Regions from separate parts of the Homo sapiens genome. Here region 2 is linked to region 1. The links are chromatin loops, found by intact Hi-C in ENCODE. Cell type or tissue: CD4-positive, alpha-beta T cell. All regions are shown on one strand. Links, peaks and the distances in the headings refer to the core of each region. The heading gives the core; the rest is flanking DNA.

Region 1 (8,336 bases), core at 282-8,281:
TAATTACTGGGTAACTTCTCCACTGTTGTTGTTCTTTATATATCATAGTTATTATCCTCCATAATAATAGGTTTAATGATTTCATAACATTTGTCTCCCTCCCTGTGAGATTTCCTTGTTACACCGTCTTGAACAGTTTGCAAAGCTTGCTATGATGTTCTTCTAGTTTATATTAAAATATTGAGGGCATGTTATATACCAGGCACATCACAGGTGCTGATGATTCAATGGCCAATAAGTCAGATTACCTGCCTTTGAAAAGCTCATAACCTAGGAGAGAAGTGAGAGAAATAAATATGCCAGTATAGTGCAGTGATATCAGTGTTATGATGGAGGCCGGTACAAGGGGTTATGGGACCATTTAGAAAGCTCCTAGCTTAGGGGAATCATGTTAAATTGACCCTTCCCAAAAGCCTTGCATGTTGGTATTGTAAGCCACAACCTAAGGAGGACAGGGGTGAGGGAAATCATTGAAATTGTCTTCGGGTGTTTCTATTCACTTTCCAAATCCTCCTTTCTTTACCAATTTCATAACTTTTAAATGTAAAAAGCTAAAAAAAATTACCTGTGCCCCGGTCCCTTTAATTTCATGCAAGAATCCACATATATCAGAGGCACATTTTTGTTTATTTTGGCTGCATCATTCATTCTGACATGATTCAGAAAGATAGGCAGCTGGTTTGGATCCCCCTGTGAGTTCCCACTCAAATATCGGTTATCTGCTCTGGGAAGAGAGCAGAACTTGCAGTGGCATTGTCAGGTCTACAGCCCAGATCAGCATACATGGCCTCTGGATCTTCCCATTGCCTGTGAATCTTTCCCAATTTGAGTCCTGGTTTGTGGCTTCCTCCTTTTTTTGTTTATGCTATGGTGTTAGCTAGGCTGCATTTCGCCTCATGTAGACCATTTTTAAAAATCAATGGCTGATAATACTGTTATCTGTGGTTATACAGCTGATACCAGCATTAAGGACCAAGGTGTCTGTACTAGTGTTTGTATTGCAGGAGGTGGAGAGCGAACAATACCATGAAAAGCAACAAGTTCCTGTGTGCTGCTATATTTGGATAAGAGAGGAAGAATGAGATGGAGGGACTTGTTACATACACTACCCTTAGATAATTTCCCCTTTTAATAGTCAAAATTATTGTGTGAATATTTCACATATTGACTGTGCCTTTCCTCTGAGAAGCTGGAGAACAAAGCTCCTTCCACAATCCCCTCTGTGCTTTGATTCCAGAGGCCATCTCTTAGTATCACCATCTCTTTGAGGGGCAAACCTCCAAAAGATAGACTGTCCAATAGAAGAGTAAACCTGATAAAAATTCTCTTGTCCTTTGTACTAGAAAATAATTTTAGCATCACACTCTGTCCATCTGGACATCATTAATATCGTCAACCACTCCCTCCAATAGCCTTTAATGTCTAAATAATTACTCCCTGTGGCCACAATCCGACATGATGTCACTCCCCTCCTGATTTGCATTTCATAGATAACAGACAGCTTGGGAATTACAGGAGCCTTTGTGAGCTGTGCTGAAAGCCTAACACTCCCACCATCACCTCAATCACATGATGTCCCCTCCTCTAAATCTGTCACCTAAATCTCTAAAACTGCACAACCTTCCCCCACTCAATTACCCTGTTCCTTCTGTTACACTATCATTGGCTCTGTCTATACGGAGCTCAACATCCTGACTGATAACTGGAAACAAAGTTGACTAATCAAGACATTTCAGTGCTTTGCTTAACGTGAATATCCTTGACTGGAATTTTGGCTTTTCATTGCTGAGTGTGAAAATCACCCCTGCCCCCACCCCAGTATATTAATCACTTTTCCATTTTGTAGCCTCTCCCCTTCATATAGCTGCCCTCCCTGGGTAAGCCTAATGCCCAGGCATTAGTGCCAAGTTTGCTTCCCTAGGTCTCCTCAGGATTTCTCTTCCCAGTCATTCTTTTAAACCTTCCCCTCCGGCCTCCCCCAACCCCCCCACCCCCCATATAACCCAGACCTGGACAAGCAGAAATGCTTTTCATGGAGCCAGGTAAGAATCAGGCCAAGGTGTGGGCTATGAAGAAATAGAATGTTGTTCTTTTTTAAAAAATTTACTGGTTTTTATGTTTTACCTTTCTTTACATTTTTTTGTCTTTAATTTCTCCTTTTCTTTCCCATCACCACTCAATTCCCCTTCTTGCTGTCCTCTTAACCACCTCTTGGCTTCCTTATTCCCAGTTCGTTATTTTTCTTTTCCGTGTTTAGGTTTGGTCTTTGTCTACACAATACCAAACATCTGGATCTATAGTAAAAACGTGCTGTCAAATACTCAGATGTTTGGAAATATCTGGGTATTTTGGCACTTAACAGCAGCAACAGCTGGATAATGGAATTAATTTTTCACTTTTCAGTCATCTCTTGACATGGGATGGACAGAGTCTTATCAGCCACAATCTAAACACGGGCCATTATCTGCTAGCAATTCTTTTATCCTCTCACATGGGAAATTATTTCTGTCAATCACTTTATTGTCAAAGAAAAGAGGAAGGAATGTGTGTCTTCCTGGGCCCGCAGTACATCCGCCCTCTCTGCCTCAGCTCTTTTCTTACTGAAAGAGCTCCCAGGAACTGACAATTTCTTTAGCCTTTCCCACCCCAGAGGCAAGGAGAAAGAACAAGGCATATGAAACAGTTTTCTCCATTGAAGTCTGGAGAATTTGACAAGAACTTGTTTCTTATTAGAAACGCTCTGTCTGGTTTGAGATCTTGTTTTCCCCTCATTCTCTCCTATAGTCTTTGTTGCTCTATTTATAACAGCAAACAAAATAACGGCAATTTATTATTCCTGTCCACTGCTGTCCACAAAGGGCCGGCGTTATCTGTTGGTGTTTTTCTCAGGTAGCTCAGACTAACACTGCTGCGCCCCACTGGGGCCTTCGGTGGAGGGACGCTCTCCCGAGACTGCCGCAGACAGCGAGGTGTCATCATTATCGCCGGTTACGTCCGACAGCCTCCGAGTGACTTCCAAGGTCCCGTGGCCGCGATCCCACCTGCGGCGTCCGCGTCCGCCCGCTCTCCCTGAGGTCTGCACCCTGAGAGGAGGGGCGAGCGAGCCAACTTGGGGCAGGGATCACCGTGTCCACAGGCGCCCACTGGTGTGGCGTCCTGAGAGTGCGTGCGTGAGCGAGCGAGCGGCTTATCCTAGACTGAAGACCCAGGGAAACAGATCTGTGTGGAGGATGTTTCTGTTTTCAGCAGAACAGACGCAGCCCCCGAGTCAGTGCCGTCAGAAGACACGTCAGTCAATTCAGTGGAAAACACTTCCAGTGTGAGGCGTTCGCCGGCGCCCCTTAGACGCGGCCGGGTCTGAGGCGCCTGCCGAGCGAGGTGGCGCGGCCCGGGAGCTGTGGTCGAAGCCCCTGGGCCTGGCGTGTAGGCTGCGCGGGCGGCGGCGGGCTGGGGGCGGGGCTCTCCGCCCTCCGCGCGGGTCCGCCTGGCCCCTCCCCCGCCCACCCCGCGCCCGTCCCGCCTCCCCCACCTTCTCCCAGAGGAGGTGACAGACGGGCCTGTAATTTGGTTCCATTCGCTCGACTGGAGCAACACCTGCCCCCCTCCCCTGGGACGCGAGGGTCTCATCCCAAACCAGACAAGAAGCCAAAGACAAATCCCAGCCCACATGCAGATCCGACGCGGAAAGGAGCGCGGCCTGCGAGGCAGACGCTGCCCACCACACACCGAGCCCATCCAGGGACACCCGAACTTCACATTAAACATCACCCACAACTTTCAGTCTCAGATTTACACTTTTTTAAAAAATCAAGAGTTAGCTACTATTGCAGCAAGTGATAGTTTCTTCCACTCACACCACCTCACAATAACACCAAGTGCCTGGCGTTAGGCTGTGTTGACAGCGAGGTTAGGAACCAGAGCCAGGTATAAAGAACAAGGCGATGGAGGTGTGCGGCTGCGTAGACGTCTGCCGGCCGAAGATGGGTGTGCGACCCCGGAGGGGATCACTTTCTTTGTGTAAGGCCTTTAGTGCCCATATCTAGCCTAAATTAAGAAGGACACTCATTTCCTTCTCCATTTAGTGGGCGTTGTGCAAGGGCACTAACCACTAAGCCTTTCTGAATATTTCCCAAAGTCTAAGCATCCTCGTCAGGATCCTCTGGTGAGAGTGACTCATCGGGATCTCCTCCCCCAGGCTTGATCCAGAGCTTATATAAGGCATGATGTCAGCACAGAGCCTTCTCCAGACACACGCAGAACCAGCCCACACGGAGGCCTCCCTCACCTGCTGCTTTGCAGTCCCTTTGAAGTTTCGGACTCTCCGAGTGGCACCAGAGGACAAGTCCACTGAGCAGGGCCCATTTCTAGTCCAGGGCCTACGCCGCTTAAGGGAAAACCTGTTCTCACTTTCAGTTGCTGTCGTGTATTTTTATTTATTTTCACAACAAAGGAAACGTATTTTTTTTCCTTTTATCAAAGTATTTGCTTTTTAATTGTATTGCCCTAAAGACTCATTTTCCCATTTCAATCCTAACTAGCAATGTGACCTAGGGCATATCACCTAACTTCGTGTCTCAGTGTCTTCATCTATAATTTAGGAATAATAACACCTTCTACTTCACTGAATTTTTAGAGAATTAAATGAGGTAATAATGGACAGTGCCTCGCACAGGGTGAATGCTATGCCTATGCAGTTTTTGCTGATGCTATTAGTCCCTAGGCCGCAGCCCAGGGTAGACAGTGTGGGGTCTATGTGTGGAAGGAGCACAGGATTGGTGTGAAAGGCTTCTAGGTGGCTCCGCCCTGCAGGATGTTGAGACTGTGAGCAAGTCACTTAACCACTCAGGTCAGCTGAGCCCTCTCTACCAGGGGCCTGAGGGACTCACAGACACAGAATATGCAACAGACCTCAAAGAGAGGCCCTGGCCTGTTGTAAATGACCCTCAGGCTCCAGGCTGCTGCTGCCAGGGAAGTCTAGGAGGTCCTCACTCCAAAGTTCCCTCCTGAGTTTAGTGCCTGGCCAATGGCTGAAAGAGTCCACCCGATTTTTATTTAATCTTTAAAATCTGCCTAAATTGGAATCTGGCAGCATATCCACTCTAACATGTTCCAGCAGTCCCTGATAGCTTCCCCTTTACCTGTGGCTGTATTTAGCCAGCCCCCCGCTGTCAGCTACCCCAGTACACCCCGCAGGGCAACTTTGGGCCATGGATAGGCTTCTGTGCTCAATTCTCCATCTCCTACTAACTGGCTGTGGCCTTGAACCAGTTACTTAATTCTGTGCCTCAGTTTTTCCACCTGTAAAATAGGGAAAATATAGTACCTAGCCAGTAGCATTGTTAGGAGAATTAATTAAGTTAACTCATGTTAAGTACTTAGAACATGTCTTGTGCTTATAAAGAGCTCAATAGCACTCACTATATTAGCATTTATGGCAGGAAACCTTTTTAACAATGAATTAAACAGTTTAATTATTCTTGAGATAATGGAGAGAGAAATTGTTGGAATTTCCTGCTTCATTTCAGTAAGTATTTCCAGGTCAGGAGGGAGTTCTTCATCTCCTTGCTGATCATTCCAGCAATATATCAGAAAAAGGGAAGATTTCAGGGGCTTCTTGAATCAGGAGAAAGGTGGTGTGATTGGTAGATATGTATATGGGGGCGGGTCCTCTTAGGATTCCCTGGGGTTAGGATGGAATAACTGAAAATAAAAGGCCACTGGAGTCAGTCTGCCAAGAGGGACAGAGGATCATTGACCAAAGACAAAGAAAAAAACTTTCTCCAGAGATGACTCTGTGGAGCAATACCTGGTGCATTCACAAAAAGTAACCAGGGCTGGAGATGGTTCTCTGAGTGGCATGAGGTGACTTGTGCTAAAGGGTGGAGCTCTGTGAAAGAGGGTGGTGGCCTTAGTTTAAGCGGGAGTCGACTTCCTGGTGAGTAAAAATCAACTGGCACAAATTTTCTGAGCAACTACATTTTAAAAAACGCTCTTATGGAAAACTGTTAAAACATCTCCAAAAGCCAAGAGAATAGTGAAATGGATTCAAATATACACAACACCAATAAGTACATTTCATTTATTTTCTTATCCTGTCTTTCTCACTACCCCTTAAGACTTTTTGAAGCAAATCCCAAACATCACATCATTTCATCCATGAAGACATCAGTAAGTATCTCTTAAAAGATAAGGACTCTTTTTTCTTTTAACAACAAATATACCATTATCACAGTAAAACGAACAGTATTTCCTGAAAATCATCTGTGAGCACTTGCATATTTGAGGGGACTTTCACAGCTGATCTAACCCACCTTCCCTGATGACTTTTCCTTCTATCTTAAAAATGTACCCCTTGTCTGGCTGGGCGCGGTGGCTCACGCCTGTAATCCCAGCACTTTGAAAGGCCTAGGGGGGGGCGGATCACCTGAGGTCAGGAGTTCAAGACCAGCCTGGCCAACATGGTGAAACCCCGTCTCTACAAAAAATACAAAAAATTAGCTGGGCATGGTGGTACATGCCTGTAATCCCAGCTACTCGGGAGGCTGAGCCAGAAGAATTGCCTGAACCTGGGAGGTGGAGGTTGCAGTGAGCCAAGATTGCGCCACTGCACCACTGCAGCCTGGGCCACAGAGCGAGACTTGGTCTCAAAAAAAAAAAAAAAAATTTACCCCTTGTCGTCCTTAACTTTGGCAATTGCTCGTACACACACATTGGATGTGAGTGCCCGCTCATCCCCCTCTGCCTGACCTATCATGGGTGAGCAGGCCTGAAAACTGGCCCTCTGCTTCTAGACCTATCTTTAAAAATTAGCTTTGACAGAGTCTGTGCTTCTGACCAGTCTGCTATAGTGCTTATCACAGCATTCGTGCTATGGGAAAAACCAAGGTAAAAGAGAAAAGGCATAGACTGGGCCTTTATCATGAGTCGAGTGGGGCTTTCAGACCTGTAGATAACTCTACAGGTGTGCATGTGTGGTGTATTCCATGGATGACTATTAATTTACCTATGCTTCCTGTCTTAGAAGATGGGGATGATTTCTGGCTGACTGTTGAGTTAGTAATGTATCATATGCAGATGGATATAGTTGGTGGAAACCACAAATCATTACTATATTAAAGAATTAAAGCTGATTTTAGCTTATCCTATGTTAATTCCTGTGCATATTATAAATACAAAGGTAATGAAAATAGCTCACATTTATTGAGCACTTCCCATGTATTCCTATTCTGATAAGCACTATACATTATCCCATGGAAACCTCATGACATGCATTTGAGATTGGTACATACGTTGTCCCATCTTATGGATGAAAATGGAGGCTTGAGGAGATATAGTAACATGTTCAATGTCATACACTTAGAATAATTGGAGCCAGGGCCCGAACTTGGCTCCAGAGTCTTGGGTCTCAAACACAGAGATGGGAGAAACAGGTAAATTCAGTTAAAACGATGTATGTATGTGGGACTCAGAGAACAGAGCAGCTAATGCTTCTGAAAGAAACGGAAAGCTTTGTAATGATACGTGTGGTTACGTGTGGTCTGAGTTGGGTCACAGTGGAATCATCGGAATTTTCTGGGTAAAAAATGAGGTTAGGGGAGAGCATTGTGAGTAAAGGGGAAGTAAATACAAAGGCCCAGGTCGTAAAAGAAAAAGACTTGGCCTCTCTGGGGAAGTGAGGAAACCGAGTTTGCAGGAATATTTAATCTCTGGAGAGTGGCTGAAAATGGCACTAGTGAGGGTCTGGAACAAGACTGTGAAACATTTCTATGCCTAGATTGGGAACTTGAATTTTATTAAAAAATAAAATGGACATTCACGAAGGAGGATGGCACGCTAATTTTTAAAGATAGGTCTAGAAGCAGCGTGAGAATGGGCTGGAAGGTGCAGAGGAGTGTGGATGGAGCCAGCCTCACCCATGTGGTAGTGAATGACGGTGCCCTGGTGGGGGAGTTGTCACAGGGCCACCATTATCCTATAGTGTTTTCTTGCAAAGTAGAAAAATGCTCCCCTTCCTCCAGGTAGTCCAACTTCAAGCCAAGGCACATGCTTGACTTGGCATACAGAGCACAGGCTTGGTTTTGGCCTCCACTGGTCCCATTGGTTGGGCAGCTGTGTGTACTGCAGACGCAGCACTCCTTAGGCATTACATGAGCTGAAGCTTTCCCTAGGCACATGGATGGAAAGATGCAGTGCAGGCACCAAGGGGGGTGGTGTGTGAGTGGCACAGCTACCCCTCTATCAAAGGACAACTCTAGAGGATGATGGGTAGGGGCAGGCACTTTGATAAACTGATAAACATGGCTTCATGGCCCTAAGCAAGTCATCTAATTTCTTTA
Region 2 (8,336 bases), core at 266-8,265, 47 kb after region 1:
AAAAAGCACCAGCACTGCCCTCAAGAATAATCAAGAGAATATCCAGGTATTGACAGGTGTAAGAAATCCTGACCTGGACATCAGGCAGAGCAATGACTGGAAAATGGTTCCCTCCTTCCTGAATCGGATGAAGGAACCCACCCAAATCTCCCAAGGCAGATCAGGGTTTCTCATTTCTGCTTCCACTTGAGGTTTGTAATTTTGGAACAGATGAGAGGAGAGAAGAAATGAGCAGCTGGCTACATAGATGGTATCCAAAAACAGGATTTGGTCTTCTAAACAGGGCTGATGATATTAGAATGATAGGCTTCTGGCAAGAAGAAGAAGGCGTCTCTCAAAAACCAGGATAAACATGTTTGGCAAGAAGCTGTATGATCTGATGAAGAGGACTTCAAAATGAAATTTAGGGCAAGGGGCAGGGAAATGTGCTTATATAATGCTCTGAAGATACTGCCATTCACATTCAGGTCTGCTCTCTGCCATTCTCCCCCTGCTCCGTGCCTGGGAAGTTCACAGTACAGACTGCGTCATGGGGCTCCCATCCCTTTTCTTTGGCTTGTACCAATGAGAGCCACCATGGAGAAACTCTGGGTTCAAGTAACCACACCTTCCTCTTTCCCCTTCAGACCAAGGAGTTGTAACAACTCTGTGTGGTTGCCACTAAAGCTGCTACATTATCCAGCCTCAGTTTCCCCTAATCATCTCTACACTTTGTAAGTAAGATCTTTAAAAACTGCTTCTCAAATTGCCCTTACGTATACCAGCTGTTTCTTCCATGACTCTAACATACAGTTATCTATATGGAGGATGGTGAGTGCAAGGGAAAAGAAGGAAGTGTTTGGGAGGAAGTTTCTGGTGATTTTCTATAACAAGGTGAAAAGGAAACAAGACAGGAGTTGTGCCAGTTGTTGGCAGGAGCACTGATATCTGTGGCTACAGAAGACTGCACGGCCATGAATGTATTTGGATGATGAAATGAAGCAGAACTTTTAATTCAGCTTGTTAAATACAACCCAAGCAGTGAAGCTTGTCACTGCAGGGCAGGAGTTCAAAAGAAACTGATGAATCCTAGGGTTTTGGAATAGCACCGGCTGTCAGAAAGGTGCACACCTATCTTAGTATCCATTTGACTGAGGATGGACTCAGCTAATGAATGAGGAGGGAGAAGGGAGGCGTGAAAGTATGGGACTGTCTATACTAGCGCTTCTCAACTAGGGGCAGTTGTACCCCTCATGAAACATGTGGCAATGTCTGGAGATGTTTTTGGTTATCATTGTTACCAGAAAGGGGTCCTGATCCAGACCCCAAGAGAGGGTTATTGGACCTTGCACAAGAAAGAATTCAGGGCGAGTCCACAGAGTGAAGTGAAAGCAAGGTTTATTAAGAAAGTAAAGGAATAAAAGAATGGCAGACTGGGCGCTGTGACTCACGCCTGTAATCCCAGCACTTTGGGAGGCCGAGGCGGGTGGATCACCTGAGGTCAGGAGTTCGAGACCAGCCTGGCCAACATGGTGAAACCCTGTCTCTACTAAAAATATGAAAATTAGCTGGCCGCAGTGGCGCACGCCTGTAATCCCAGCTACTTGGGAGGCCGAGGCAGGAGAATCGCTTTAACCCAGGAAACAGAGGTTGCGGTGAGCCAAGATCACACCACTGCACTCCAGCCTGGGCAACAGAGCAAGACTCCATTTCAAAAAAAAAAAAAATGGCTACTCTATAGGCAGAGCAGCAGCATGGGCTGCTCAACTGAGTATACTTACAGTTTCTTCTTTATTGTATGCTAAGCAAGGGGTGGATTATTCATGAGTTTTTCAGGAAAGTGGTGGGCAATTCCCAGAACTGGGGGTTCCTCCCCTTTTTAGACCATATAGGGTAACTCTGGATGTTGCCATGATGTTTGTAAACTGTCATGGTGCTGATGAAAGTGTCTTTTAACATGCTAATGTATTAGAATTAGCATATAATGAGCAATGAGAATGACCAGCAGTCACTTTCTTTGGGATCTTGGTTTTGGTGAGTTTTTGCCAGCTTCTTTCTTGCTGTTTTTATCAGCAAGGTCCTTATGACCTGTATTTTGTGCCAACCTCCTATCTCATGCTGTGACTAAGAATGCCTAACCTACTGGGAATGCACCCCAGCAGGTCTCAGCCTTATTTCACCCAGCCCCTATTCAAGATGGAGTCGCTCTGGCTCAAGCACCTCTGACATCATGACTGGTTGGAGATGAAGATGCTTCTGGCATCTAGTGGGTTGACGCTAGGAAGGCTGATAAACGTCCTAAAATGCAGAAGACAGCCCCAAAGAAACTTTCAGCCCCAAATGTCAATAGTGTGGAAGTTGAGAAGCCCTGATCTACGGCCTGGCCAGCCAAGTGGAAGCTGTGGACCATGTGTCTATTATAATGGTTAAGAATGCAGTCTCCGGAATTAGCTAGACCTGAGTTTGAATTCCAGCTAGTGATGTTGGGCAAGTAATCTAACCTCTCTAGGCTTCAGTTTCGTGTTCTTTTCAGCTTTCAAGCAAGATCTATTGAACACCCCCTTATGCCACGTCACACTATGTGGTCAGCAAGTACAAATGATCACAGTAACATTTAAGTTAGCTAGAACTCCCAGGAAACAGGACATTCTGAGTCATGGACATTTCCGGTTGAAAACTAGTGTTCATTCCTGTCTCATAATATATGTAGAAACAATTTTCTTGCTCCCATTCTGTTATTGTTACATATTATGGCTTTTATAAAATTTACTGGATCGTGGGAAACAATTTTCATGTTCCCAGTAGCTGAGGCAGCCACTATATACCATTCAACAGCCAGAGCCTTTTTGTGAGAGTGATTTCTTTGTGTTTTTTAATTTATTATTTTAAAATTAATATTATTTTAATAGAAAGATAATTGTATATGTTTATGGGGTATAATGTGATGTTTTGATATACAATGTGGGATGATTAAATCAATCTAATTAACATATCTATTACCTGACATTATTTTTCATGGTGAGACATTTGAAATTTATTCTCTTAGCAAGTTTGAAATAAACAATATATTGTTAGCTGTAGTCACCCTGCTCTGCAATAGATCTCACAGACTTATGGTCTCTGACGTTAACCAGTATCCCCCTATTTCCTCCCAGCTTCAGTTTCTTATCTTTAAAATGGGGAAAATAACGAGACCCACCTCACAGAGCTGTGGAGCTTATATACATATAAATTGTTTAGCACAGTGCTTGGCACATAGTTAAGTTCTCAAGAAATGGTTACTCCTATTATGGTAATTGTTACCTTCCCAGTACAGATTATAATTCCATTAAAACTAATTTATGAGGCAAGAGGAAAGTTTCCGTGGAGCTGATAGGTTTTGTAATTAGGTAGTTAGATGTGTGTGTTCACTTCACAGAAATTCACTGAGCTTGCAGGATGCAGTGGCTCGTGCCTGTAACTCCAGCACTCTGGGAGGTCAAGATGGGTGAATCGCTTGAGGCCAGGAGTTGGAGATCAGCCTGGGCAACATGGTGAAACCCATCTCTACAAAAAATATACAAAAATTTGACAGGCAAGGTGGAGCGCACCTGTAGTCTCAGCTACTCAGGAGGTTGAGGTGGGAGGATCACTTGAGCTCGGGAGGTTGAAGCTGAAGTGAGTCAAGATGGCATCACTGCACTCCAGCCTGGATGACAGTGAGACCTTGTTGCAAAAATAAATAAATAACTAAGTAAATAGATTGAGCTCTAGCTCTACACTTATGATTTCGGACCTTTTCTGTACATATATTATAACTTTTAAAAAGCTTACTTAAAATGATTAATAGGAGTCTCATTCTGCCTGCCTTCAAAAAGCCCCATGATATTTAATAAATTCTTGACTTTCCTTGCCAGTGATTCAATCTCTCAGAAGTTGAAAGATGCAATGAAGGACAGTTACTCTCCACTGACCAGTTTGCTCTCCACTGACCAAAACTGAGGAACTGGGAAGAAAGATGAGAAATTGACAGCAATGTCATATACAAGGGACCATCATATTATAGTATAGGAAGAAAATGTTTGTTGAAGTGCTAACATCTAATTTAGGTTTTAAGAAAATAGAATTCAAAAAAGTTTGGAGAAAAAATAGCTGTGACCATGTAGTCTGATTTCAAAAAGACCGAGTGACTTAAGAGGAATGGCAGGTTCTAAACAGAAATTCTAACTCTTTAGTCATAAATTATCGTGATAAGAGAGAAAAATGGGAAACAGTGTGTCCATAGAGGGAGCTCCCAGATGATCTCAGGTATTTAAAGGATCTGCGTAGGTGAATGAAGAACACTGAGCTGAGGGCTAACACAGAATGACACAAGTAGGTATTATTCCTGCATGGTAAAGGTCAGAACTAGGCAAGGTTTTGTGAAGCATGCCAACGACAATTGAAAAAGCTTTTTAGCTATGCTTGGTGCTGGAAAGACAAGGAAGCATATGGCCATTTGTCAATTTAGTGTTAACAGCAGCACAAAGAAGGCAGAACAATTCATTTCATAATTTTTTTTAATTTTCTCTATCAAGGAAAATGATTTTCTAATGATAATGGATACCATCATATTGGCTAGGAAAGAATTTGAGCACTAACTAGTTGAATAAATACTAAGAGCCCCCTCCTTGTTTTTCATGGGCTCAAATCTGCTGCTGGATGAAAAATGTGCAGATGTGATTGGGAAACCCTTACCTCAACCTTGGGTGAAAGGGCACAAGAACCTGCCTGAAAGCTGAGAGAAGGACCAGTGTGCTTATTTTTAACGTGGGGAAATACATATTTCAGAATCTGCCACCCTGTGAGCTTGATGCTGATACCCGGGAAAATTCTGGGTTGATTTAATTAAATTAGGTAGTTTATGAATACTTGATGGAATAAAGGAGTGAAAAGCCCTGCACTCAGCCTGATTTTCCAGGGAAAAATGTTATACTAATAATATACTGAGCACCACCTGCCAGCGTGTCTCCAAGCACTCCATTTCTTCAGGCCTCAAAGAATCCTGTGAGGCAGGTCCTGAGACAGTCAAATCCTAGGCAGATAAAAAGGAGTCCCAGAGAATCTCTGACCGGCTTCAAAAGTGTTTACATCAGATGCTTTTGTGCAGATGAGGGCTAGATGCCCAGGGCTTGTCTGTGCATGCACACAGCTGACTAGACCCTGGCGTGTGCACTGGGGGAAGTGGGTGGAGCCACAGGAAATTCACACATTATGCATGGGAAGAGCCTGCTCTCTTCAGCTCCTGCGGTGACCTGGGAATCAATCAGTGAGGTAGAGGGCCTGTTAGCAGGGGTCCATCACACATTGCTGAGATCTTTTTTTTCTTTTCTTTTTTTTTTTGAGATGGAGTTTCGTTCTTGTCACCCGGGCTGGAGTGCAGTGGCGTGATCTCAGCTCACTGCAACCTCCGCCTCCTGGGTTCAAGCGATTCTCCTGCCTCAGCCTCCCAAGTAGCTGGGATTACAGGCGCCTGCCACCATGCCCGGCTAATTTTTTGTATTTTTAGTAGAGACGGGGTTTCGCCATGTTGGGCAGGCTAGTCTCGAATTCCTTACCTCAAGTGATCCGCCCGTCTAGGCCTCCCAAAGTGTTGGGGTTACAGTCGTGAGCCACTGCGCCTGGCCTCTTTTTCATTTTTCACCTTTCACCCAATACAATCCTGCTCTACACACCCTTTGATGTGTCCACGTGCCTAAGTTTTCCTGGTTGTGTGACAAGAAGCCAGGTTTTAGCTGAACTAAGGAGTAAAATTCAGCAACAGTACTACCATTATCTCTATTTCCAGATGAGAAAACAGAGGCACAGGGGAGTCAATGAACTTGCCAGAGGTCACACAGCCAGTGTAACAGAGCCAGAGCTCAACAGGCAGGCTGGCTCTGGAGCTTTTGCTCTTCCCCTTGACTCTGAGAGGCTTTCAGCAAAGCAATGGATAATGAGCATCAACATGCCTTTCATGACAACAGGAGGAAATGCAGTCTGCACAGGCTGCAGTGAGGCACAGTAGCACTCGTTTAAGCAGTCGCAGGAAGAGAAGTTCAAGTGAAGCCTCCCTGCCATTTTGGAAGTCCTGGAACAATACCTTAGGCTGCAGCATTAAATACTGGTGATATGTGAGCACTTTTGACCTATAAAAATGGTAGTTTTACGTGTTCCAGCCTAATACTTTATCCTCTCTTGCCTAATACTTTTTCATATTCTTTTACCTGGACGTGTGTAGTGCTTGTTGGACCATTTTCAGATGTCACATAGCTGGGATTGATACCTAGTGAGATAATTGCAATACAGAAAGGTCATTACAGTTTGGAGAACGGGGATGAAACTATCACAAAATGAATTTTAACAGAAATAAATGTGAAGCTCTGAATTCAGTTTTAAACATTTAGTCTCCACAAGGATAGGGTGAGAGAGACCTGATTAACCAAAGTTCCTGTGAAAGCACAGGATTTTTGGTCTCCACCAGCTTTCTTGAGTCCCCAGGTGCTGAGGTAATTGGGGCGGTCAAGGAATACGGGGCTGGATAAAACAACCTCACGTTGATCATTTAACTCTGTCTAGGGGACCAAAGTGCCAGGGTTGGGGGCAGTCCTCTGACATGCACAAGGTGTTAAAAGAAGGGTGTTTATTGTACACCGAGCAGTGGAGAATTTGGAATTTTTAGCCTGAAGAGGCTTGGGGAAAACTGATAGCAGCCTTCAAGTATTTAAAGGGATACTATTCATAAATCAAGAAACATTTACTGAGTACCTGCCACATGAAAGGAGGAGCACTGTGTGCTGTGAGAGACTGAAAAATGAGAAAGAATGCTATCTGACCTCAAGAAGTTTATTAATAGAGAGGGGTTGTCTGACCCAGAGACAACTAATACAGGGGGTAAATCAACAGTTGCTATAATAGAGACACAAATAAATCATAATCATTAAGTGTTCTTTCCTTTCTTAACAGATATTTGTAGTACAAAGAACTTCAAATATCTGAAAGAAGTAGAGAGAGGTATAAGAGGTGTTAGGAGACTTAAGGAGAAACAGGCTTCTCTGACCTACAGGGAAATTGTTGCCTGTTTAGTCCAGTCTATTTTCCATTAAACATTCTGTCTTGCTCAGCTTCACGAATAAAAACAGGGAAATAAAGCAACTTTCTTTTAATTGTATTTACTACAAGACTTATTTGATGGTAATTTCCTTCAGTACAATTATTTATGGATTTACTTATATTCTGCTTTTCAGCTTCTTTTACTTTTATTTTTTGAGATGGGGTCCCGTTATGTTGCCCAGGCTGGTCTCGAACTCCTGGGCTCAGCAATCCTCCCACCTAGGCCTCCCAAAGTGCTGGGATTACAGGCATGAGCCACTGCGCCTGACCTCAGCCTCTTTTTTTCGGCCTGCATACACATGCACTTACATGCACACACACACACATATGCACACACACACACAGACACACACACACACACACAAGCACAGTGATTCCAACAAGGAGATCTAGTTTTTACTTAAACAAAGGAAGGAGTCACCTCTATAGTGTGATTTGAGGGTTGAGGTACCAAGGAAAGCAGCTACCCCTATCCCAATCTTATAAAACCACTTCTTTTGTCATAGGATCCAACGCTACCATTCATGAATCATCCCTTGAGTGCCCCCTCCTGGCTCCCCAGAGAGTCCTGGGGGGAGTTCCTCTTTGAAGTCTTCACAACCAATTTAAGTTGTGAGCTGCCAGTCTTCTTTGTGACAGCCAAGTGTACCATGAGAGTACCACAGGAGTGTATGGTGGGGGTTGTATTTCAGGAAATAGAAAGGATGAAATATTAGGATCAACTAAGCAGATTTCACCAACCTTACATTTTTTTCCCTGCAGTTAACTCATCATTATCTTCATTCATGTTCTCAAGACAATCCTTAATAAAGTATTAAACAATCATTTGGGGCCGGGCACAGTGGCTCACGCCTGTAATCTCAGCACTTTGGGAGGCCGAGGCGGGCGGATCATGAGGTCAGAATTTCGAGACCAGCCTGGCCAGCATGGTGAAACCCCGCCTCTACCAAAAATACAAAAAATTAGCCAGGCATGGTGGCACACACCTGTAGTCCCAGCTACTCGGGAGGCTGAGGGAGGAGAATTGCCTGAACCCGGCAAGCAGAGGTTGCCGTGAGCTGAGATCATGCCACTGCACTCCAGCCTGGGCAACAGAGCAAGACTCCATCTCAAAAACAAACAAACAAACAACAAAAAAAAAAAACAGAACCAAAAAAAATCATTTGGATTTGAGCTATATTCCATGTTAGTGTTTCCCTAGTATTTACTAGTGGTTCTAAAAGAAAGTGTGCATTCCTTGGGCTCAA

Evidence for each region. Peaks named below come from ENCODE experiments on the same cell type or tissue, not always from the same donor. Only the 100,000 strongest peaks of a DNase experiment are listed, where the experiment ranks them.
Region 2: it touches region 1 in a loop (5-fold over the local background); 4 of 110 quality-filtered maps call a loop at or near these places.

The regions. Positions count from the first base shown.
Region 1 is chr1:115,825,279-115,833,614 of GRCh38, forward strand. It overlaps a transcript of NHLH2 not described here. Among named protein-coding and RNA genes, the nearest start is that of NHLH2, 12 kb to the right of the region's middle. In CD4-positive, alpha-beta T cell, for the core only: no CTCF peak of the experiment used is centred there; a DNase peak (open chromatin) is centred at 4,163; H3K4me3 peaks cover 545 bases; H3K27me3 peaks cover 3,585 bases.
Region 2 is chr1:115,872,529-115,880,864 of GRCh38, forward strand. No RefSeq gene overlaps it. Among named protein-coding and RNA genes, the nearest start is that of NHLH2, 36 kb to the left of the region's middle. RefSeq lists an enhancer at 7,373-7,912. In CD4-positive, alpha-beta T cell, for the core only: no CTCF peak of the experiment used is centred there; no DNase peak of the experiment used is centred there; H3K27me3 peaks cover 335 bases.